Regions from separate parts of the Mus musculus genome. Here regions 2 and 3 are each linked to region 1. A link is a loop called in an ENCODE intact Hi-C map of the cell type or tissue named here. Cell type or tissue: left cerebral cortex. All regions are shown on one strand.

What was found. Peaks named below come from ENCODE experiments on the same cell type or tissue, not always from the same donor. Only the 100,000 strongest peaks of a DNase experiment are listed, where the experiment ranks them.
Region 2: a loop joins it to region 1, with 4 times the contacts of the local background. A loop is called at or near these places in 24 of 42 quality-filtered maps.
Region 3: it touches region 1 in a loop (2.0-fold over the local background); 7 of 42 quality-filtered maps call a loop at or near these places.

The regions. Positions count from the first base shown.
Region 1 is chr7:126,818,936-126,826,935 of GRCm38, reverse strand. Tlcd3b (TLC domain containing 3B) reads right to left here and starts at 3,633. Exons shown (of 5, transcript NM_029978.1): 1 at 2,724-3,633; 2 at 1,842-1,925. The coding sequence starts at 2,848. In left cerebral cortex, CTCF peaks have their summits at 4,930 (motif pointing left) and 7,910 (motif pointing left); DNase peaks (open chromatin) are centred at 3,358, 3,587, 3,940 and 4,905; H3K4me3 peaks cover 2,276 bases; H3K27ac peaks cover 2,365 bases.
Region 2 is chr7:126,944,919-126,952,918 of GRCm38, reverse strand. It overlaps Kctd13 (potassium channel tetramerisation domain containing 13), which reads right to left. Exons shown (of 6, transcript NM_172747.2): 6 at 7,310-8,000. The coding sequence ends at 7,798. Asphd1 (aspartate beta-hydroxylase domain containing 1) reads left to right here and starts at 3,760. Exons shown (of 3, transcript NM_001347657.2): 1 at 3,760-4,648; 2 at 6,089-6,202; 3 at 6,709-6,932. The coding sequence starts at 3,790. The coding sequence ends at 6,818. Sez6l2 (seizure related 6 homolog like 2) reads right to left here and starts at 2,384. Exons shown (of 18, transcript NM_144926.5): 1 at 1,803-2,384; 2 at 788-919; 3 at 1-145. The coding sequence starts at 1,881. In left cerebral cortex, CTCF peaks have their summits at 5,270 (motif pointing right) and 6,164 (motif pointing left); DNase peaks (open chromatin) are centred at 2,882, 3,304, 4,018, 6,178 and 7 more places; H3K4me3 peaks cover 4,744 bases; H3K27ac peaks cover 4,930 bases.
Region 3 is chr7:127,021,116-127,029,115 of GRCm38, reverse strand. It overlaps Prrt2 (proline-rich transmembrane protein 2), which reads left to right and starts at 7,905. Exons shown (of 4, transcript NM_001102563.1): 1 at 7,905-8,000. Maz (MYC-associated zinc finger protein (purine-binding transcription factor)) reads left to right here and starts at 2,637. Exons shown (of 5, transcript NM_010772.1): 1 at 2,637-2,888; 2 at 2,962-3,812; 3 at 4,177-4,240; 4 at 4,501-4,672; 5 at 5,948-6,982. The coding sequence starts at 2,697. The coding sequence ends at 6,102. Kif22 (kinesin family member 22) reads left to right here. Exons shown (of 14, transcript NM_145588.1): 11 at 140-201; 12 at 834-1,046; 13 at 1,126-1,185; 14 at 1,276-1,385. The coding sequence ends at 1,323. In left cerebral cortex, a CTCF peak has its summit at 3,760; DNase peaks (open chromatin) are centred at 5,022, 5,851, 5,974, 7,560 and 6 more places; H3K4me3 peaks cover 5,520 bases; H3K27ac peaks cover 6,830 bases.

The DNA.
Region 1 (8,000 bases):
GGAGTCCTTGCTCGGCCCCACTGTCTCGAGAAGGTCAGAGAGTTGGAGCCGGTCCCCAGGGCACCAGAGGGGCTGTCAGTGCAGCCTGCCTTTGCTCCAAGGTGGCAAGTCTATTGTTAGTTCAGGTATGGCCAGCAGTAAAGAGAAACTGCCGAGCAAAGATGCCAAGAACAGAGAGAGTTCTACAGACTTTGGAGTAAACAAATACGGGAAGCACACAGATACGCAACTCTGCGCTTTTTTTTTTTTTCTCTTGAGTCAGCACAGAAGCTTTCTCAAGTCCAGGAATCCTCAGTCAGGCCTGGGGTGGGGATGGGAGACAGAAAGGCCCAGAGGGAACAGAGCAAAGAGCTATCCAGCTAGCCACCATACACCAAGTGAATGCTGGTGAGAGGGTGTGGTGAGAACAGAGCCAGCAGTGGCTTACTCAGGTGGGCTGACCTGGAGCAGGGGACAGCCCTCTCTCAAAGGGACCCATACTGCAGTGTTGTAGAGGGATGTGACCAGGAGCCAGAGTCAGGTGGCAGGGAAGAAGCAGCTAGCTAGAGACAGCAGAAATACAGACAGGACCCAACCGTGCTCAGGGAAGGCTCAGAGCGTGCCTAGGGATGCGTTGAGGGATGGAAGCCATAGGACTCTGGGATGTGAAGAACTAGAAGGGACTCAGCCCTTGGTTGACAAGTGAGGGGTTAGATTCCATGCCTGCTCTCTCAGCAGTTAGGTGCTCAGAAGGAAGGACAGCTGTTGCCCCTGGATTAACCCTGATCCTCCCACCTACCTAAGGATTAAAGGTGGAACAAGGCCAAGAACGGACTTGAGGTTGGGAATGCAAGAGCCAAAAGGTGACCTCTAGCTAAGAATAGGTGAGAAGGAGGTGTCCGGCACCAAGCTTCTCTGGGACCCTTTAGCTGGGGAAGTGGTTGGGAGAGAGCAAGGGGAAGTCACATGGCAAAGGATCCTAAGAGGTGAGCCTCAATACGATGGAGCCAAGAATTGTTCTAGGCACTTAACACACTCAGCTCCTCCCTGCAGAGCTGTTCTGGGGAGGAGTGTGATCTCACTATAAGTCCTAGGAGGAGAGAATTCTCCCATAGGAAAAGAAGAGACAAACATACACCAGAAGGTGGATGGAGACCAGGGTCACCCAGATGATGTCCCCTGAGGCCCAAAGGACACTACAGAAGGGCATTAGAGCCAGAAGTCATGAGTTGAGGAAGGGCATCCTGGGCTCACAGCAAATTTGCCCACGGTGAGCAGGGGAAAAAAAAAAGTGCAGATCAGCACCACGGACAGGGCCCGTGTCCCCTTCACCCTCCTCGGAGCCACTGCTCAGGCCTGGGCCTTTTTGGCAGCACCAAATACTGCAGTAGCTGCTAGTGCCAATTTTTGGCCTCTTCACCCCCAACCCCCACGGCCTGACCCTCTGTGGCCTTGCTGTGTCATCCCTTTCTCTTCTGCCCTGGACCCGTGCTGAGGCTCGTCATGGATTCCAGAAGGAGTGGAGGGGTGAGCCGACATGGTGAGGAGACAGTAAGGGGCTGGATAGGAACAGAGTAGGAGCGATGCAAGAGTTGGAGAAGACATGGCTGGCGTTCAGAACCTAAGACAAGAGCCAGGAAGCTGACCAGGAACTGCTCTGAGGATTTCCTTTGATCTCCTACCCCTGCTTCCTTGCTCCTGACCTTTAAGACAGGACAGGATAAATTTATCCTTGGTATTGAGTTGCAGCAATCACATGAACTTTCTTGATCCCGAGTTTAGGGACCACTACAGATCTGGGGGATCCCAGGTCCCACATACAGACCGCTGGGACCTGGGCGGGGTGGTCCTGAGGCACTCACTGGTCATCTATGATGTGCTTGCAGGAAGTGGAGACTATGTAGCCAGCTGTGGAGGCCATGATGGCTTGGACAGAGGACACCAACCTAGGAAGACAGAGGAAGGAGTGACAATCAGGTGTGCGTCTCCCGTCTCTGTGTTGTGGAAACCCTACCCCTCAGGATTCCACATCAGCCTCCACCTAAGCCAGGCTTTCCCACCATCACTTTCAGCCAAGCTGCGCTTAGCTTCCATCCTCAGTTCCCGCCTCTCCCAGCCTTCTTCATTCCTAGTTTGTGCCAGTGGAATCATCTTCTTCCCAGGACACCAGGGAGGCGTCCTGAGGTGAGCCAGTGCCTAACAGTGAGCTCTCTCTCCCTGGGGAGGGAGGGAAGGGACCCATGAGGGCTAAGGGAGTCCCAGTTGTCCCTGCACCCAGACACCATGAGGCTCATACTTAGAGTCACTGGCCCCAGTGACCCCAGCCCCCCCCCCCCCCACACACACACTTTCCCACTATTTTCCTGATTCTTACCATGGCCCTCTTCCTGGCGGCCCTATTCTAGAGATATACAAGTTTCACTGTCTACTTTTCTACACCTTGACCCCCAAACACTAGCCCTGAAAAACACAGTCTTGCCCCTTGGCTTGCTCCTGGGTGTCTTGTGGGACTGTTTAGTCACATGCTGCCCTGCTTTAGAGGGAGGATAGGAAGGTGCTAAGGGAAGCAAGCTCAAGCTCAATAGTAGTCCAGATGGCTGGGTTTCAATGAGGTCCAAGGAGGGAAGGAAGCTTGGATGTAACCTACCCACCACTACTGAGCCCAGGGGCGTGCTGGGGTCCCTTCCCCATGAAGCCTGTTGGAGAGAGAGGGGCTGAACTCTCGGGGAAGGCATGCCATTTACCTGGCGGAGACAATGACTGCGTCGGCCTCCTCCCAGCGCAGCTGGGGCAGCCTCTGGAGCGTGTTCTTGGATAGGAGGAAGAGTCCGGGGAACACCACCCCCCCAGCCACCATTGGGGTAAGCATGGTGACTTGAACCCGGGCAGGGAGACCAGAGGGTCCAGAAGGGACAGGAAGGCCAAATTGAGGGAGGGAGTTGGAGGTGAAGAAGGGATTGCCAAGCCAGAAAGGGAGAGAGAAAGAGGGAGGGGGAGGCACAAAGGGGCCAGGGCGGGGACAGGATGGGACAAGAGGACCAGTTCAGGGCAAGGGAGAAAGGGACTTCAATGAGATTGGGGACACAGAAAGAAAGGGCTAGCTAGGTGGCGGGGGGGGGGGGGGGACGACAGAGCGCTGGTGAGAGGATGGGGAGAGACTACCAAGGGAGGACTTGATGAGAGGACCAAGAGGGAGAGGGGACAGGAGGAGGAAGATGCAGTGGGGGAGGGGAGGGAGAACCGCGGCAGGTGGGGGGGGGGCTTACGTGGAGAGGCTGGGAGGGCCCAAGGAGGCGGGGTGGGGGACGGTGGTGCCAGCCCTGAAAAAAGGGAGGGAGGAAAGGACGGAGCGGAGCGGAGCGGAGGCGCAGCTGGGCAAGCGGTCACCAGTCAACACCGCTCTCCCGCCACCACAGGCTACCACCTCCTCCTGCTGCTGCCGCTAGAGCCCCGCTGCCCTGTGCAGACACCGCACATGGCATTATAGAGTTGGTGCCCAGCCCCCTGCCCCCTCTGTGAGGAGGGGGAGGGGGAGGGGAAGCCACCAGCTTGGGGAGGGTGGGAGAGGGGGAGGGAAATGATGGCACCGACCAGACACCAAGAAACCGGACCTGCAGCAGCGTTGTCTCCCATGCAGCTCTGAGCCACAGCAGCGGCTGCGACAGAGATGGGGGGGGACAAGGAAAGAGGGAGGGGGAGGCCCTTAAAGAGACAGGAGCTGCAGTGCAGGGGGCTGCTGGGGACAAGGGCTTAGGGAAAGGATGGCTCTTCTCTTAAACCCCCCCCCCCCCCCGGACACCTCCACCTAGCAGGAGTACTGAGCCGCCTTTCCTGTCAGCACTTTAAAAATGTCTGGCATTTCCTTCTGCTGGTGCTTATAAACATAAATGGGTGTCCCTCAGTGGCCTGCAGGGATCTCAGCTTAGGGGTGCTCACTCCAGCCAAGAAGATTTCCTGAAGAAAGCAGCCTGAGTAGATGGTGTGTTCCCTGAAGGCACAGATAGGAACAAGCCATTTCACGGTGTCCTTCAGACCCACAGCCCCCTCCACCCCGCCCGTCCGCCTCTCCAGTCAGAGGGAGTGGAAACTACATCAGTCACCTCGCTTGCACTCCGACTCGCACCACAACGAGTCACTCCCTCAGGAGTGTGGCTCACTATTGTGACAGCCCAGGGGGAAATCTATGCTCCTATGCTCTTCAGAGGTCAGGGGATAGCCCTGAGGTGGGAGCCAAGGTTCCCCAAGATCAGAAAGTTAAGATGTGACAGGAACAGAGCTAAGTGGGAAGAGATGGCTGGCTGTCAGAGCCCTCCAGCATGGCTTTGATGGCTAGCACCAGGGCACTGGGAGACAGGAAGCAGTCATGTAGACCTGGTGGCACTCCAGGAGCAGGAGGATCACTCCTGGTAGCCAGCTTGGGCGACAGAGGAAGTGCTCGCCTGGGAGAGAGGGTTAGAAGGTGGGCTTGAAGAGCAGAGGGTGCTTGCTGCCTGGAAAACCCAGTGGAGTTATGGAAGCCGGGGCCCCTCCCTCAGGCCAATGGCCTCCTGGAGTCCCCTTTTCCTTGTTGCCTTGGTTCCCTGTCCTCGGCCACTCCTCAGAACAGTCCTGCTTACACAGAAGAGCCTGGTGGCTGGCTGACTCAACTTCCTCCTTTAATCCAAGGGGAAGAGCAGCCCCGTGCTTTGGCCAGGGTAATTTAGGCCTAGCACACAACTACTAATGCTCACTCTCACATGGCCTCTTAGAGCCTGGCCTTTCCCAAACCCATCTGTCCTTCAGACTTGTATATCATGGGGACTGACACCTCACTGTAGCTTGAGTTTCTCACTGACCCTGAGATGAGCCTACTTATCTACTGACAACTGACCTTTCCAGCCCACAGCCTACTCCCTCTGCGCCCTAGAGGAAGGGGCCAATTCGCTATTTTGTGCTGCCCTCTAGTGGCAGTCTGTGGGAGTGGCTGAGGGAAGTCTTGACACCCGCAGGAGTTGGGGCTACTATTAGAGACCTTCGTAGACCTGGAAACCACAGGGGAAGAGGTCCACTTTCCCAGGTCTTACTACAGACTGAGCATGGTTTATGTCAATGCTTCTTAAGTCTTCTAGGGGTTGAGGAAGGAGAAACCAAGGCTTAGAGGGTTTATTAAAGTGTCAAGATAACATAGCTATGTTCATTATTAGTAAAGTAGGATTTCAAGCTTATGTTTGCTTCACTTCAGGAAAATCCAAAGACAGTGGTGACAGGAGGCAGAGGAGGCAGAGCCCTGGGGTGCACAGGAGACAGAGGAGGCAGAGCCCTGGGGCTTCCAGGACAACCAGGTCTATACAGCAAAATCCCGGCAAAAATCCCAGGCTAGTCAGGAATACATAGGAGACCCTGTCAAAAAATAGATGCACTTAGCCTAGCTTGAGCTACTAGATGAAGGGACAGGCCTGAAATTCCAGCACTCAGAAGGCTGAGGCAGGAGGCTCACTAAGAGTAACGGGATAAAACAAAATACAAAACCTTTCAAAAGTTAGAAGATGTAACCTGGGCTACAGAGAGAGACCCTACCTAAAAAACAAAACAAAAAATAACACACACAAAAACAAAACAGCAAGGAACAAAAGCACCAAGGCTCTAAGCTGGGGCGGTGACATGGATCAGAACGTGTCTGTGAACACAGACGTGGTCAGGGGATCCAGAGCTGACTGTGGATAGCACAGGCTGCAGCAGAACAAGACAGGTTTCGGGTTTGTGCTTTTGATTTTCGTTTTTCTTTTCTGGGGATTTACAGAGTCTCCTCGGTAAATTCTGCCTTTGAGGGCTCAGGAGCTACCTAGCACATCAGGGGCTCGGGGCTCCATACCCAGCATTGAAAAGAAAGAAAAACAAAAACAAAAACAACCCTGAAGCACTGCTTTCTGCACACCCCAGTCCCAGCTCCACCCCGGCATTGTTCACCTTTATAGTAACAGCCCGAGGGCCCAACCTCTCCCACAAATACATTTTTTCCCCAGTATGATGTTGCCAGCAGAAGATAGTATCTCCTTAAATTCTCGTCTGAGTTGTCGGTTAAAAAGCAACCACTTAGCCGGGCGTGGTGGAGCACACCTTTAATCCCAGCACTTGGGAGGCAGAGGCAGGCGGATTTCTGAGTTCAAGGCCAGCCTGGTCTACAAAGTGAGTTCCAGGACAGCCAGGGTTACAGAAAAACCCTGTCTCAAAAAACCAAAAACCAAAAACTAAACCAAATAACAACAACAACAACCAAAAAACCACTTTCAGGCCAGTGGGAGGACTCAGCACGTTAAAGGCGCCTGTTGCCAATCTGAGTTCAATCCCTTGAACACGTGGAAGAGAACCATCCACAAGTGTCCTCTGACCTCCACATGTGAGCCGCGCCATGTGCACCCCCTCCGAATAAATGTTAAGAATTCTAAGCCGGGCAGTGGTGGCACACGCCTTTAATCCCAGCACTTGGGAGGCAGAGGCAGGTGGATTTCTGAGTTCAAGGCCAGCCTGGTGTACAGAGTGAGTTCCAGGACAGCTAGGACTGCACAGAGAAACCCTGTCTCAAAAAACCAAAAAAAAAAAAAAAATCTAAAAAAGTAAATAAAGGTTCAATTGTCAGCACAAACATCCCTGCCCAAGGCCAGGTTGGATCATAAAGTAAAGCTCTATCTCTGGGGAAAGCCTGAGATGCAGCTGGGTGGGAGAGCGCCTGCCTGGCTTACAGGCCCTGGCTTGGATTCACATGCTCTCTCTGTGATGCCTGGCTGGAGCCAAACCCCTTCTGCTTCCCCAGGGATCGCCATGCACCTCCTAAGGGTGTCCACAGCCCTTAGACACATGATTCTCACATGTCCCCATTTCCAAATGAGGGACCTGAACTTCAGTGACTTCACCTTTGCAAAAGACTCAGCTACCAGGGCCCCACCCACACTGTCCTGCATCCTGAGTCCACTCCAGCTGCTCTTTAGACTCACCACCAGCTCTGGCCCCACCTTCCCATCTTACTTGGATGCCACCAAGACAGCCTCTTGCCTCTCCATCCGTAAGCTGGTTCGATTCTGCAGCCCCCAGCGTAATACCACAAAGCACAGTGGGAAGAAGACACACCCCAGCAGGAAGAGCAGGGCCATGCCTGTCTGCAGAAGAGAAAGAGGGCCATGAAAACAGTGCTCTTCAGACCCCCACCCGCACCCCAGTCACTGCAAAGACACAAAGGCCCACGAGCCCCACTCCTCATAGTCACTGTAAGTCACCAGGCATGCCTGCGGTCTAATCTCTCTTGGATCCTTGGTGTACTTTTTGTTTGGTCTAAGACAAGGTCTTGCCATGTGTCTGCCAGGCTGGCTTTGAACTCCTGACCATCCATCTCAGCTACCTAAGGTCTAAGGGTGCAGACCTGTGTGCCATGCCTAACTGATTTACTTTCACGTTTATCCGAGATAAGCGGACATACCATTTGTGTGTTGTTTCCTTTGAGTTAGGGTTTTATGTACCTCAGGCTAACCCTGAAATGTCTACATGACCCAAGCTGCTCTTGAACTCCTTGTGTCCCACGTCTACCTCCTCGAGGCTGGGGTTGCAGATGTATAGCCACACACCCTATCACTTTGTTTTAGACCCAGGTCAGATTATTTCAGTTTTCCCTATAGCCCCTGGAGCTGGTCCATATTTCCAAAACATAATATTTTAGTGTTTTATGGTGGCACAGAACAGCAATCCCAGAACTCTGGAGGCTGAGGAAGAAAGGTCACAAGTTGGAGACCATCATGGTCTATATAGCAAGACCCTGTCTTAAAATTAACAAAAGAGAAGGCTGGAAAGATTGCTCAGTGATCAAGAGTACTGAGGGCTCTTGCAGAGGGTCTGGGTTTGATTCCCAGCACCCATATAGTGGCTCACAACCATCTGTAACTCCAGTTCCAAGGGATCTGGCGTCCTCTTCTGGCTTCTTTGGGTATTGCATGTACTTACCAGCAAAACACTCAAATAAAATAACTTTTTTTTTTTTTTTTTTTTGGAGACAG
Region 2 (8,000 bases), 130 kb before region 1:
GCGGTGGGGCCTGCCCCCCTGACTCCCTTGGGGGTGACAGCTGTCGTCAGAGGCCCTGTCCCTGGCTCAGTGGCACGTGGCAGGGAAGGTGCTGCAAGAGTCTGGCCGGCTGGAGGGGTGGCTAGTGTGGGGTCTGGGTCAGATCCTGAGATAGTTTAAGGGTAGTCAGCACACAGGAGCAGCAAATTGGCCCATGGGGGTGGGGAACAGCTTAGAATAAACACCCCAAAGCCTCCCCACAGGGTACAGGCTCCATTTCCCCTACCCACACAGGCTCCCCACATTCTCTCAAGATTTTGTAGCTAAAACTCCCTTTTTCTTTTTCACCACCGTCTTAACGGCCCCCTTGAGCCTCTCCCCACCCCCAGTTCTGGCTCTCACTCCTGCCTTCTCTCTCTCTCTCTCTCTCTCTCTCTCTCTCTCTCTCTCTCTCTCTCTCCTCTCTGTTTAGCTCTCTCTGGAGCTTTTTTATGCTTAGCATTCTTATTGCTCTCTGGTTTTATGATCCTAGTTTTATGATCTGGTTTTATATCTCTCTCTGTCTCGCCATTTTTGTGACTCTGGTTGTCTGAATTCACATTTTTCTCTCTGTATACATGACCTCTTGACTGTTCCTCATTTTGTCCCTGTCTCTGGTTCTGTCGAGGGCCAGCTTTGACTCTTTCTCAGCTTCCTAGGGGGTCTCTCCCACAGAACTCTCTCTAACCCGCCTTCCCTCTAGCCAGGCACTCCAGCTCTCAGCGACATAGCCTCTCTCTCTACTCCTATGCCACACTGTGGGCCTCACCCGGCAAGAAGCCGATCTCTGGGCCCTTCCGCAGCAAAGCCCCATGGAGCAGCTCAGCCAGGTCCTCAGAGGCCACTGTGGGAGTCTCACTTCCAGGCTCTGGCATCATCTCATCCTCCTTCAGGGGCAGACCTAGGAGGTGAAGTCCTGTGAACCTCTCCATTCCTCTACATCCTGTCCTTATCTGGAGAGATGCTCCCCAGAGCACATCTTATCGGACACTCAGGGAGTCCCAGGCTGGGTTGAGAGCCAAGATCAGAGGAGTGGCTCCAATCTGCCCTCTCCCTCACTGAGTTCCAGCTCCTGGTCTCTGGGCCTTCAGTGAGAACCTTAATTAGTACTAACCCTGGACAGCTCTAGCAGGGTGTGCTTTGGGACTGCTTTCTATTCCTCCCCAGTGAAATACTCCCCTGATCCCTAAACTCTGAGGAGAGTCTGACAGCATCTCCCAGACTGCTTCCGCAGTGCCAGCTTTCTCTCAGGGTTTTTGCCTCTGCAGACTCTCTCTCTCTCTCTCTCTCTCTCTCTCTCTCTCTCTCTCTCTCTCTCTCTCTCTGCAGTCTTTGCAGCCTCTGTGCCTTCTCTAGACTCTGGTTGGGGATCAGAGTAGAGTCAGGGATTGAATATCCCTGATTGTGTTCATCTGCCTTTGTCCATATGTCCAAGAACATTTGTGTGTACAGCGCCTGGCATCTCTCCCAGTACCTCCATCTCCCACCCAGGTACCCTGCCTGCTTCTACCGCCTCCGCAGAAATCCACCCAACTTCCCTCAGCTCTTCTTCCCGAATTTTAACCCCTAAGATACAACTAAATGCTCTTCTTATTCATTTCTCTATCTCCTTAAAATTAGGAGTTCAAGGGCTCCGTGTAACAGTCAAAGAGCCTTGGCTTGCCCCTTCCCAGTCAACTGTGCCCCTCCCCTCCCCCACAAGCTCGGAAGACTCAATATCTTCAGAGAAAGAAGGTAGAAGACCCGCGAGAACCTTCCCAGGGCCCACCCCCACATGTCCTTACCCTCAATCCAGGCACAGCTCAGCAGAATTAGGAGCAGCAGCTGGGAAGGCGGCGGGTGCTGGGCCTTGGGAGTCCCCATGGCGACTCACACTAATTTCTCTCCTCTGTGGCTCTTCTGAATAATCTCGCTGTCACTTTCCCTCTGCGTCCTTTTATCTTTTCCTTTAATTTTGCTTTCCTGCTAAGGGTCGGCAAAGGAAGGCAAATTTTCTTCCTTTGGGATGGAGAAGCAGAATTGGCCTAGAGGTTGCTTGGAGTCCGCCCCCTTTTGCTCAATCTTTATCCTTTGCTCTGCGATCTATGGCAAAGGGGGGCGCGGCTCCCGCTGCGGGGGGTGGGGCCGAGAGGGCCGAAGGTTATCCCCTTGTTCGGGAGCTTGGGCCCATCGGGATGGATAGATAGATAGCCGGGGAAAGTGGGAGGGGAAAGGCAGCTTCCGAGGGTCCAGGGTGGGCTTGAGGATCCAGAGGGCCCTTATGAGGTTCAACCGGGGCTTATCTCGGAGAGGAAGAGGGAAAGGGTTGCGGAACCAGGGAAGCTGAAGCTCGGCCACTGGAGCTGCGGGAGGGAGAAGCTGAGAAAGGTGTCAAGCCCACGTCAGATCCTGGGGACGGGTGAAAGGAGGGGCCTGGGATTTATTCTCTGACGAGGGAGGAGGAGGAAGTGCAGATGGAGGAAGGAGGGATGCCGAGCCAGGACTGCACTTCCCGAGGCCCCTAGGGGAGAGGAAGGAAACTCTGGTCCCAGTAGTAATTAGGTTCCCTCCCGGCGCCATTCCAGAACATCTGGTATCTGCACCTGGTCTTCCTAAGGTGTCAAGAGTAGGCACAGCTTGGTTCACGTCTTCCTGGCCTGTCCAGTATGTCCTCTGTCCACACCCGGACCTCCCCGCGGGCCTTCACTATGCCCTTTATGGAAGCTCAGGTGGGATGGGCTCGCCCCTCCCGCAGGAAAATGGGGAGTATCCAGGTTTGTAAGGAGCCTGATGGGTATGTGTTGAGACTCCCTTCTCTAGCAGGCGACCTGACAGAGACCTGCAGCCTAGCGGCTACCACCCGTGATCTACTGGCTCTGCCACTGAGCAAGCGAGTGCCCTTTCAGCACCTGGGCGCGAGGACAGCTCCCGGCCCCGCCTGCACGGGCGGCCTTGAAGCCACTGATTGGCTGAAGCCGCTTTCGCGAACCCGCGTCTTGCTCTGTGCTGGCTCTGGCGTAGCCAAGCCAGGGGAAAGGGGAGTCACAGGCCGACCTCTCCAGGGACCCGCAGGCCCACGGCCGGACTCGCAGTTCCAGAGCACCGGCCTCACGAGCGGGTCAGGGCTCTCGCCCCGCCCCCGAGTCTGCCCTGCCCTTCTTTTCGCATTGCGGGGCGGCTAGAGGTTGGCACTGTGTCCCTGTACCCCACGTGGCGCTCGGTCAGGGCTGGGGGAGGGGGTCTGGAGCGGCAAATCCAGAGAGAAGTCTCCCCCCACCCCCCTTGCAGGGCTGGGCTGCGGCTGCCTCTGGGAGGGGTCCTGGGTAGCTAAACAGAGAGGGTTGCGGGAAGGAGTGACGTCAGGGTGAGTGGGCGCCCAAGAAGGGGTGTGTAGGAGGTCGGGAATCGGAGAGGACAGACCCGACCCTTTCGAGGGAGAAGACAGGTCAAGGAGAGAGGAAAGAGAAAGAGCCGCTATAGAGTGGGGCTGCGGGCCAGGTGGAGTAGGAACCGCTGTTGTCAGGGGAAGCTAGAAGAAAAAGAAGGGGTCGATAAGGAAAGGGGGGCTGGAGTGGAGGGAGGAGAAACCAGCTGAGACTGGGAGACTGAGGGTGGAGAGAGGAAAGGAAGAGGAGACTGCGGGAAGGGGAAAGGAGAGAGGAACCACAGAAGGAAGAGAGAACAAGAGTGATCTCCGAGTGGAGACAAATAGAAAAGGAAGGGGAGAAAGAAAGAGGGAAGTGAGGGGAAGGTTTGTTGGGGGGCCTGTAGGAGGAGTGAACAGGAGTGGGGATGTGGAAGGGAGGGAATCAGGAAGCAGTCATCGAGGGGTCAGGTGGAGAACTGGGGGTACCAGGGAGCTGGGGTCTGCAAGATGCAGCTTGCCACTTAGCCAGGGCCTCTTTGCCTATCATGTTTCCATGGCCACTGCCTCTAGGCTCCTCAGCCCTTACTATGCTCCTCGGAGCCCTCACTTCTCTGTTCCTTTGGTATTGCTACCGACTGGGTTCCCAAGACATGCAGGCCCTGGGGACCGGGAGCCGAGCTGGGGGTGTTAGTGGTATGCCTGATGTATGTTCTCAGACTGGCCCAAGGGGCCTTGGGGATTCTGGAGAAGGACCCAGGGCAGAAGGTCTAGTGAGCAGGCGGCTTCGGGCCTATGCCAGGCGTTACTCCTGGGCTGGGATGGGTAGGGTGAGGCGGGCAGCTCAGGGAGGCTCTGGCCTCACAGGAGGGGCAGGGGTCATGGGCATTCAGCGCCCTGGCTTACTTTTTCTACCAGACCTGCCTTCGTCCCCCTTTGTACCACGTGATGCCCAGAGGCATGACGTGGAGCTCCTACAGAGCAGCTTTCCCGCCATTTTGCGGGACTTCGGGGCTGTGAGCTGGGACTTCTCAGGAACTACTCCTCTGCCTCGGGGCTGGTCCCCACCCCTGGCCCCTGGGTGCTACCAGCTCCTGCTGTACCAAGCAGGCCGATGCCAACCCAGCAACTGCCGGCGGTGCCCAGGAGCCTATCGGGCACTGAGGGGGCTACGGAGCTTCATGAGTGCCAATACCTTCGGCAATGCTGGCTTTTCCGTTCTACTGCCTGGGGCCCGGCTTGAGGGCCGCTGTGGACCCACCAATGCTCGGGTTAGATGCCATCTGGGTGAGTATAGCCTGTCTACAAACCTTCCATCTTTCCTACTTTACTACCTCTTTCTGCACTTTGGTTCTTTTCTCAGAATCTTCCCCAACCAGATCTGAGTTCTGTTTTTATGCATCTATCCAGTCAGTGGTGGCTTACACAGTGTCCCACGCTGACTCTTTGTCTCCAACCACCAGCCACCCTCCCCCCTTTTAACTTAAAAGAAATTCTCACTGAAATGTAAGTGGTCAGTGTTACTTGCCCTGAAGAGGAAATACCCAGAAAATGAATTTTAAATTGTAAAAAGAGACTGCTTGGAGCAGGGCATGGTCTTGCATGCCTGTAATCTCAGCACCTGGGAGACTGAGGCGAGGATCACAAGTCTGAGGCAAGCCTGGGTCTTATTTCTCTTTTATTTAGTCTAGGGAGTATAGTGAGATAATCTACATCTCACTATGTAGTACTGGCCTGGAATCTAAATACAGGCCAGTTGGCCTCAAACTCACTAAGATCTGCCTCCCACTACCTCCTGAGTTCTGGGATCAAAGGTGTGAGCAGTAGGTAGCCTACTTTATTTAGGCTTCTTCGCTGATAAGTAGCAATGTTAGTGGGGTGTTCAATAGCACCAACCTGGCATTTTCTGTTTTCAGACACACCAGAAGAGGGCGTCGGATCTCACTACAGATAATTGTGAGCCACCGTGTGGTTGCTGGGAATTGAACTCAGGACCTCTGGAAAAGCAAGCAGTGCTCTTAGCCGCTGAGCCATCTCCCTAGCCCCCTGAGATTTTCTAATGTTCTAAAGATTGAAAGAAAATTGGGAAAGTAAATATTATGACTTCAGCTTAGCATAAATCTCTGTGTACTGCCAGCTGGGTGGATCTTATGATTTGGGGCATACTACTTTTCCTACCAGACCTGCCTTCACCCCTCTGTGCCATGTGACACCCAGAGGCATGACGTGGAGTTCCTACAGAACAGTTTCCCTGCCAGTTTACAGGACTTGGGGCTTCTCAGGGACCACCCCTCTGCCTCAGGGCTCATCCCAACCCCTGGTCCCTGGGTGAGGGCTTTTTGGCTGCTCCCTGGAGATACCATGCACATGTTGGACTTTTAACCTTCATAAGGTTGGGAACACTACCCAGTCTTAAGGACGACTTTCCGGAATGTCTTACTTACGTCAGAGTCGGCTGTTTTCTCAGCACACTCGACTAAGGTCCTGGGGTCAGACTGGATCCATTAGTTTTGCCTCATGGGAGAGGTGCCCAGTACACAGTAGATTCTGGAACTGAATTGACAGAAAGTCCAGGAGGAGATGGTTTAGGGGAGATTTCTTCCAAATGACAGATATGCTTCCCAAAGCAGGACTTCCACAGAATCTGGCCTGTGAGGCCCATTGAGTGGGCAGGCCCCCTGAACACAGGCAGGAATGGTGGATTCCATTCCCATTCTCTCTTCACAGGCCTGAAGATCCCTCCTGGTTGTGAGTTGGTTGTTGGTGGTGAGCCCCAGTGCTGGGCTGAAGGGCACTGCCTCCTGGTGGACGACTCCTTCCTGCACACAGTGGCTCATAATGGTAATAGGACTCACATTCTGGTGGGTCAGGGGACCAAAGACCTGGAGGGATTCCAGCCAATCTGCTCTCAGCAGCACTGTTTTGGGACTGCACAGCCTTGGGCGAGCCACAGCTCCTCCAATCACCTGTGGGGCATCTGCCTTCTTTACCGGGTGACTGTGCATATGGGCTAGGCCCATAAGCTAGACTATCTGCACCCCTATCCTCTTGCTGTGAAACCTTAGGCATTTATTTAATCATATCATGCCTGTCAGCTGGTATAAAATGTACCCGTTTTGGGCACACAGAGCTACCACTGTAAATGCCAGGTATGGTGAAACTCAGGAGGCTGAGCCAGGAGGATGGTGAGTTTAAGGGCCGGGCTACAGGATGAAACCGTGGCTTAATGAACAAATATGCACCACTGGTGAGGGCCTGGTGCTGACTTTGCTTTCCTCAGTCTATACTATGAATCCTAGCACATGAGTTCTGGTATCAGCTGCTGTCTCCATCCCTGTGTGCCCTAGGATCCCCTGAAGATGGGCCTCGAGTGGTCTTCATTGTGGACCTCTGGCATCCTAATGTGGCTGGGGCAGAACGCCAAGCTCTCGACTTTGTCTTCGCTCCAGACCCTTGAGAGACGCTTCTGGCACCTGAGCTGAGTGATGCTGCACTCACGGACAGCCTGAGTGGTGGTCAGGACCTCTTCTCCACCTCCTCAGCCAGCATTGAATACAAATTCTCAATCCTCTCCTAAGTCCTGATTCTTTCCTTCCCAGTTACCAATCCCAGGCCAGGGCTTGGGACAAGGGGCTCATGTTTCTACCACAAAACAGCCAGGCATAAGCATCTCTCTCTTTTTTTTTTTTTTTTTTTTTTTTCCGAGACAGGGTTTCTCTGTATAGCCCTGGCTGTCCTGAAGCTCATTCTGTAGACTAGGCTGGCCTCGAACTCAGAAATCCTCCTGCCTCTGCCTCCCAAGTGCTGGGATTAAAGGCATGTGCCATCACTGCCCAGCACATCTTTTTTGTTTTTTGTTTTTGTTTTTTTCCGTAGCATCTTCTTAACATAAGCGTCTCAGCATCCCTCACCCGAGAGTCAGCAGCAGACCTTCAGCTCAACTTTATTCCAATAATTTAATAGAAAATTAAAATAATAAATAATATGAAACAGATCACGATAGCAGAGCTGGCACAGGTCCAGGCCAGCCTAGTACAAAGTTAGGGAGGTGGCGGATGGTGGGGCAGGAGGGGCAAAGTACTCTGTTGCAATGGCGGAAAGCAGCTTGGAGTGTGGCTGATAGCACTGTCCTTTCTACACGTGTGTTCAATGTATTAACAAAACAGAAAGGGAATCAGATGGTAAGAGAAAGATGGCAGAACAAGGATGTAGAGGAGGGGCGGTCACTGGCTTTCTGAAGAGCGCCGCCAGAGGGAAATGCTGGAATGTACCATGTGGTTAGCAGTGAGTGGTGATGACTGGAAGGAAAGGGCTCACTGAAAACAGCATGCAACGAGGGGACAGAGGGAAGACCCACGACTTGGCCAGCAGAGCCGGGGCAAAGAGACAGAGGGACTAGGTCCCAGAAGCAAGAGGACAGCGGGGGAAGGCCAAGGTCAGTCCTTGAAGACAATCTGTTGGCCGTGGGGACGCTCATCGTGGGTGATATGGCGGCGGACGTGAATCCTCCGGACACGGTGCTCTCGGTTCTCTTCATCGTCCCCTCGGCCTGCCCCACCACCTCCAGCTGCACCCCCTGTGGCCTCCAGGAGAGCGAGATCTGGGCCACGGGAATTCTCATAAATTAAGATGTTCAGTG
Region 3 (8,000 bases), 200 kb before region 1:
AGACCCTGCCTCAAAAAAAAAAAGTCATGTTGAAAGGAAGGAGCTAGGGAAATAGAAATGGGAGAAGCAAATGGTTACTAGGAGGGGAGGGAGGGCAGGAGGTGGCCTGTGTCTTTGACCAGTTCCAAATTCCTTTCAGTTCAGAAGCAGCGAGAGTCCTCAAACCAAATCCAGCTCCTGAAGAAAGGCCCCAAAAGGAAGGTGAGTCCCACCCCATTTTCCAGCTGGGAGCCTTTTGCATAATGCCTTAAAGATGCCTTATAGAGCTTTTTTGAGGGGGTGTGGTGGGGGAGTGAGGTATGGATGTGTCTCATAGAAAATATCTACCACTGTTTCTTTTCTTCTTGATGCCCCTGATGCCCCTTGTGTTTGGATTGGCTGCTGACTGGATCTAATGTGGCCCCTGCCCTCTAAGAACTGTAGAGCCTATTTAGGAAATGGACAAGTATTTAAGAATCTCTCACATAAAATGAAAAATATAATTTTCTCCACACAAAACATTAGTAGAACTGTCCCCATTGTAATGGCATGATGCAGTTTCCCCCGCATGGGTTTTTTGTTTGGTTTCCCTTTTCCCCCCTGTACTGGAAATTGAACCCCAGCCCTCAAGCATGGAAGGCAAGCGCTCTACCACTGAATTACACTTCTTCCTAATCAGGATTGATGTGTGCGCTCAGTCACTCACTGACTCTTCACAGCAACTGAGAAAGGAGCTAGCAATTAAAGAAGCACAACAAAATTAGTGACCAGAGGGGAGAGGCCGCAGAGAGATGGACTGTGCCTCGTCATGGCAGTCACCCACTGCCTTTACTGGCATTTCTGTTACCTCATAGCTGGAGCCATCCCCTGAGTCAGAAGCTGTGGAAAAGGATGAGGACTACTGGGAGGTACAGATTAGCCCAGAGTTACTGGCACATGGGCGCAAAAAATTATTGGATCTGCTGAATGAAGGCTCAGCTCGGGAACTGCGCAGCCTGCAGCGCATTGGCCAGAAGAAAGCCCAGCTCATCGTGGGCTGGAGGGAGCTCCACGGCCCCTTCAGTGAGGTAACAACCCTGGGGACAGGTGCAGTGGGGGGGTCCCCGTGCTGTGTCCACTCCCTTCCTAGTGTTGCTGTCCCACTAGGTGGAGGACTTGGAACAGGTGGAAGGCATCTCTGGGAAGCAGGTGGAGTCTTTCCTGAAGGTAAGGCCACCTTTGCCCTTTCTGCATGGTGTTCCCCCACCGCAGCCCACCTTAGGCTGCTATGCTAACGCACGTTCCTCTTCTTTACAGGCGAATCTCTTGAGCTTGGCCGCCAGCCAGCACAGCGGTCCCTCTTGACACTACCTTCTTTTAAAAATCCTTGTATAGTGACGTGTTGTGTAAATACAGTTTTTATTCCATGGTTGAGCCTGGTTTTTGAGGATGACAGGGCTGGGGTCAGAGTCCATAACTACCCTGGGGGTCAGGATCAAGCTCTGCAGGACACCCATGTAGGCGCCATCTTTGGGAAACCCCCAAACTAGGCCAAGATTGTAAATAAACCACTGGAATGGGGAGGGGACGGTGGCCTAGAAGAATCAAAAAGCTGACGCGAAAGCTTAAGCACAGCGACCGACCGTTAAGCGGGCACGCGCTCCAAGCTAGCCCCGCCCCGCTGTAACTCCCTCGGCGCGCTCCCCACTCTCCCGCTCAGCAACGACGTCCCTGTTATGTGCGCGTGCGCGCGAAATAACGGCCGCTGGCGGAGGGAAGTGGGGGGTGGAATCGTTCAAGTGGGGGAAGAGAAGCCGCCTAGTCTCCCGCGCGCCCACCACCTGCACCATCGCCAGCCAATCAGCAACCGTCTTGGGGGTCTCGCGCTCGGGGCGACCGGGGCTGCTGGGTGGCTCCCCAGTCCCTCCGCCCTCTAGAGTCCCTCCTGTCCCTCCCCCTCCCGCTGGCCCCGCGCGCACTCGCGCTCGCGCCCGCTCCAGCCTCTTGTGTGTCCTCGCGCCCCCCGCCCGCCCTCCGGCGCGCAGTGTGCGCCGCTCCCCCACCCTCCTCCCCCCTCCCTCCTTGCGCGCCTCCTCCTTGGGTCCCCCTCCCCCACAGCTGCCTCCTCCCGCCCCAGGGTGAGCGCGAGCCACCTCCCTCCTCCCTCCGCCATGGATCCCAGCAACTGGAGCAGCTTCATCTTCCAGGTAACAACCCCCGCCCCCCCCGCCCCTGCCCCCCCTCCCACACCCCCTCCTGCCCGCCCTCCCTCCTGTCCCACACCCCCTCCGCGCGCCCGGTGCGCGCGCAGCTGTCCCCCTCCCTCCCTCGCGCCCTCCCCCGCCCTCCCCGAGGCGCCGGCTGGGCGCGCGCGCGCGGCGGGGGCCGAAGCTGCTCCCTCGCTCCCCCCACCCCGCCCCGCCAGGCTCCAACCGCCGCCACCACCGCCGCCGCCGCCGCCCGGGCCCCCCGCCCCCGGCCCCGGCCCTCGGCCCCGCGGGGCCTCTCGCCCCCACCCAGGGGGCGTCGCCGCCGCCGCCGCGCTCCGCGCCCCACAAGACGCCCTCCTTCCCTCCCTCCCGCCGGCCGGGGTGCGCGGGCGGCGGGGCGGCCCTCGGGCCATGCGTTCGGCTCGGCCCAACCCGGCCGGCCGGGGGCGGCGCCCCGAGCCCGGGCCCCGCGCGGCCCGTGCCCCCGGCTCCCGCTGAGCTCCGGGGGCCCCCACTGTGGCCGAGGCCATGTTCCCCGTGTTCCCTTGCACGCTGCTGGCCCCCCCCTTCCCCGTGCTGGGCCTGGACTCCCGGGGGGTGGGCGGCCTCATGAACTCCTTCCCGCCACCTCAGGGTCACGCCCAGAACCCCCTGCAGGTCGGGGCTGAGCTCCAGTCCCGCTTCTTTGCCTCCCAGGGCTGCGCCCAGAGTCCATTCCAGGTGAGTAGGGGCCGGGCCGGGCGGGCAGGCGCCGACCAGCGACCGCGGCCCACACGGCGCCTTGTCTCCGCAGGCCGCGCCGGCGCCCCCACCCACGCCCCAGGCCCCGGCGGCCGAGCCCCTCCAAGTGGACTTGCTCCCGGTTCTCGCCGCCGCGCAGGAATCAGCCGCGGCGGCGGCGGCTGCTGCGGCGGCTGCCGCTGCAGTGGTTACTGCACCCCCGGCCCCTGCCGCCGCCTCCACAGTGGACACAGCGGCCCTGAAGCAGCCTCCGGCGCCTCCTCCGCCACCCCCTGCCGTCTCCGCACCAGCCGCCGAGGCCGCGCCCCCCGCCGCGGCCGCCACTATCGCAGCAGCGGCTGCCACCGCTGTCGTCGCCCCAACCTCGACGGTCGCCGTGGCCCCAGTTGCATCTGTCTTGGAGAAGAAGACAAAGAGCAAGGGGCCCTACATTTGCGCCCTGTGCGCCAAGGAGTTCAAGAACGGCTACAACCTCCGAAGGCACGAAGCCATCCACACGGGAGCCAAGGCTGGCCGGGTCCCTTCGGGTGCTATGAAGATGCCCACCATGGTGCCCCTGAGCCTCTTGAGTGTCCCCCAGCTGAGCGGGGCCAGCGGGGGTGGGGGAGAAGCCGGGGCTGGCGGCGGCACAGCCGCGGTGGCGGCCGGTGGCGTTGTGACCACGACTGCCTCTGGGAAGCGCATCCGGAAGAATCACGCCTGCGAGATGTGCGGCAAGGCCTTCCGCGACGTCTACCACCTGAACCGACATAAGCTGTCGCATTCGGACGAGAAGCCCTACCAGTGCCCTGTGTGCCAGCAGCGCTTCAAGCGCAAGGACCGCATGAGTTACCACGTGCGCTCACATGACGGCGCTGTGCACAAGCCCTACAACTGCTCCCACTGTGGCAAGAGCTTCTCCCGGTGTGCAGGGGCCTCGCTGCCCACTAGGCCGGTGGGGGGGAGGGCAACAAGGTGGCCTGTCTTTGGCTGGTGGGGAGGCGGCTCCCGTTCCTGGGGACAGGAACCACTCCCAGGGAGGAGGGAAGTTGCTAGGAACAGGGGGTGGTACTTTAGAAGAGGTGGGTCTCTGGGCTGAAGGAAAGCAGCCTCTGGGCAGAAGAGGAATCTTGGTTTGAGGGCTTTCCTGCCTGAGGACTGAAGCTGAGGGGGAAACGCTGGGACCTTTGCAGAGGCATTTTGGAGGAACCTAGGTAGATTTGAGGCACACCTTACCTTGGAGCCTAAGCCCTAACACACACCCCCTCCCACCTCAACATATCCCTAGGCCGGATCACCTCAACAGTCACGTCAGACAAGTGCACTCAACAGAGCGGCCCTTCAAATGTGAGGTAGGAAGCCAGCTTCCTCCTGTCCTGGTTTTCATGATTTTGATCCTCATTGTAGCTGTGTGGGTTCAGCCTCTCAGACCCCCTTTTTCTCTCTCTTTTTGCCTCTTCACTCCATTTTCACATTTCTCCTTCAAGGCCTGGTCATCTCACGCCCATTTCCTACAGATCAAAGACCCCCGAGACTCTGATCCCCTTATCTTGCTCCCTTCTCTCTACTCCCCGAAGCTTTAACTCTCCTGTGACCCCACACCCTCCCCCAGAAATGTGAGGCAGCTTTTGCTACGAAGGATCGCCTCCGAGCGCACACAGTCCGACACGAGGAGAAGGTGCCATGTCATGTCTGTGGCAAGATGCTGAGCTCGGCTTATATTTCCGACCACATGAAGGTGCACAGCCAGGGCCCTCACCATGTCTGTGAGCTCTGCAACAAAGGTACATGCTAAGGGGTGCCAGGAGGGCAGGGACTAAAAAGGGGGGCACAGAGCTGTTGGGTTTTTTTTCACCGATGTGGGTCAAGGGTGCTGCAGCTAAGAGCTTGTGGCGAGTAGAGAGAACTCTTTAAGGGGCAAGTACAACAGCATTGGAAACACCACCACTAAATTATGTGCCATGGTTCACAGGAGACCGTCTACCAGAAATTCAACCTCATGGGTGTGCTTGGGAGAATGAAGTGGGACGTGGTTACTTTGAGAAAGGAATAGCCAAAAAGCCAGTCCCAAGGGTTTCAACTTAGCAGCCACAAGCTCTTGTCTCCAGCTCCTGGGGCAGGTGGAGTACATCAGCAGGGGTGTGACGAGCATGCACCCTACCCAGTAGCAGAAAGCTGTTTCACTGTGGTTGGTGACTAAAGGAGCTGAGACGGGGGCACTGGAGAGGGGGGGGACACAGCCGTCTCCACTGAGAGTCAAGCCTTTAAAAAGCTAGGTAGCCGTGTCGTGGACGGTCTCTGTAGAGATTAAGGACTAAGTAAGGGCACCACACAAACCAGTCCCCAGCAAGCGTAGGGAAAGGCTATGCTTCTCTGGAGTAGTTGGCCCCAGCCTACCAAGGATGTGGGAGGAGGACAGTGCCATGTGAGGAGGGTGTCCCCAGCCTAGGAGAACAGCCCTGTCTCTGGGGTCTCCACCAGGCTGACCCCAACCCCCCATCCCAACCCCCCCCCCCAATAGGCTTCACCACAGCAGCATACCTGCGCATCCACGCGGTGAAGGACCATGGGCTCCAGGCCCCGCGGGCTGACCGCATCCTGTGTAAGCTGTGCAGCGTGCACTGCAAGACCCCTGCCCAGCTGGCCGGCCACATGCAGACCCATCTGGGGGGGGCCGCCCCTCCTATCCCGGGAGATGCCCCCCAGCCACAGCCTACCTGCTGAGGGGGACCCCTGCACCCACCAGGCAAGGTGTGGGACATGGCTGGGGGGGGCAGCATGGGATGTGTGGGACAAGGGAACTCAAAGGGCCCAATAGGGGATCGCAGGAAGGCCAGGGATGCCAGTCTGTCACTCAGATTAGGGAGCCTTGGGATCCAGAGAGGGCAGTATGGACATGCTCAGTCTGGGTAAGCAGGCAGGCCGAAGCCTCTGGGGACCAGATAGGAAGTAACGGCTGTGTCCCAGGGGAAATAGGGAAATAGTTGAAAAGTCTGGGGTATGGAACATGTTTCTTGCCATTTAGGTTGTGCTGTGATCCTTGGTGTTTCTCCCTATAGGTACTGGTGAGGTTTGTCCAATGGCGGCAGCGGCAGCAGCAGCGGCGGCGGCGGCAGCAGCAGTGGTGGCAGCCCCCCCCACAGCTGTGGGCTCCCTCTCTGGGGCAGAGGGGGTACCAGTGAGCTCTCAGCCACTTCCCTCCCAGCCTTGGTGAGCTCCAAGTTGATGGGGGAGAGGGGAGAGTGGAGGAAAGCTCTTCTTGGTACAGTCTCCTCTTCCCACCAACTCCTCACGACTCTTCATCAACCAAGGAGCCTCCAGACAGAGAGGAGGAAGAAGGAATTCACTAGGTTTTAACAATGTTTCTCCTGCTCCTTTCTTCTCCCTATCAGAGCTGACCCTACAAACACCTGTCCCCTGAGTTGTGTTGAAGTCCCCTGGACAATGAGCAGGGGTGGCAGAGGACAGCAGCAGCCACTGCCCTCACCTTTAACCCCTTGCCTTGCCTCCCAGGGATTTGTGAGCCTTTCCTAGAAGGTCCTGTGCTCTCCTCCTTCTGTCCCCTCCCCTACTGTCTGCTGCCCCTTCCTGGGGAGTTGGTGCTTTCTTTTTTGTTGTTGTTTTTTCCCAGGGGTAGGGAGGAGAGAGGAGGGGAAAGAAGATTCTGTCCCAGAGGAGAGAAAAGGTGGTATTGAGGAGGGGCAGAAGCGGGGAAGGCAGAGGGATACTTGAGTAAGGTTGGGTGGTTAAACCCCAAGCATCCTACTGGAGTGTCTGTCCAGGGAGAAGCCAAGGGGAGCATCAGAAGGAGCCACTGGAGCCAGAGGCAGAACAAGAGAGATGGAATCTTAGGGGGCCAGGGCAAAGGAGGGGAGCCAGGGACAAGAGGTGCTTCCTGGGGGTGGGGGAATGCAGCCACAGTGTCTCCCCCTTCCCTCTTCCACCCCAGCTCCAGCCCTGGTCTTTCTTCCTCTTTCCCATAACAGAAGCTATGGCCCTGGCCATGTCATCGTGTTCCTGTGTCCCTTGCATGTTCCCCACCCTCCCCTCCCTCCTTTTGCGCAGACCCCATTACAATAAATTTTAAATAAAAACTTGTCTCTGAGTTCCTAAGTTATCTTCACCAAGCCCCCTGTTGTGTGTGCTCATGCCTCACCCCTCCCAGGGAGAGGGAGGGGTTCTTTGTTGACCTTGATCTTGGTCCCAACCTTTCCTGCTCTGCAAAGTGGTAGCTTCTCTCTTCTGAGGTACAACCTCTAGCTGCAGTACAACACAAATTTAGGGTAGGGCCAAGAATCCAGAAGTTATGGAGAGCAGATTCCAGGTCTTCAGGGAATACCCAATCTGAACAGGCACAGAATACCCACTGGAGATTAGGGATGCCAAGCTAGTTATTGATGCTGTCCTGTCTACAACCCAGCACCAGGCTGCACATACAGATCCCAGGGTCCATGGTTGACACAGGGTTCAGTAAGCTGCATTCGGGTCCCACTGTGGTGGTCATGGACTGCTTGCCCTGGCCCTTCCTAGCTTGCTGGAATTTCCATTTCTGGGCTTTGCTCAAACCTTTACAAAGACCCTCCCTTAAGCTTCCATCACGCATTGCTGCTGCTGCTTTCCAAGAGTAGGAAGGCTTCAGTTCTGCAGGCTCCCTTCTCTTGAAACCCCACGCAGTTCCCCTGCAGCCACCCCAAACTTAGACCTGTTTGCTTAACCCATCTATGCTGCTCAGGGTGCCTCCACCCAATCCTCACTGGTCCGTCTCTTCGCAGACCTAGGTCTCTGCCAGGATCCCCCGGTGACCGTTGGCGGGAGGGGCCGAGGACTTAGGAAGAAGGGGGTGCCCCACCAGGAGGTGCGCGTGAGAAAGGACAGGGAGGGGGCGAGAAAGGGCAGGGAGGGGGCACGAGTGGTCCCCAGGCCGGTTACCCAGGTAACACGGGGCCTGGCACGAGGTTCTCTTGGGCTATCCGGGAGGGGCAGGAGGCGTGCTAGGGGCGGGGGCGGCGCGGCAGCAGTGGAGCTTAGGGGAGGGGACCAGAGAAGAAGGGCCGAGCAAACCCGGAGGAGAGAGGAGGGGAGACCCGCCACCTCCCTTCATTGCTCACAGAC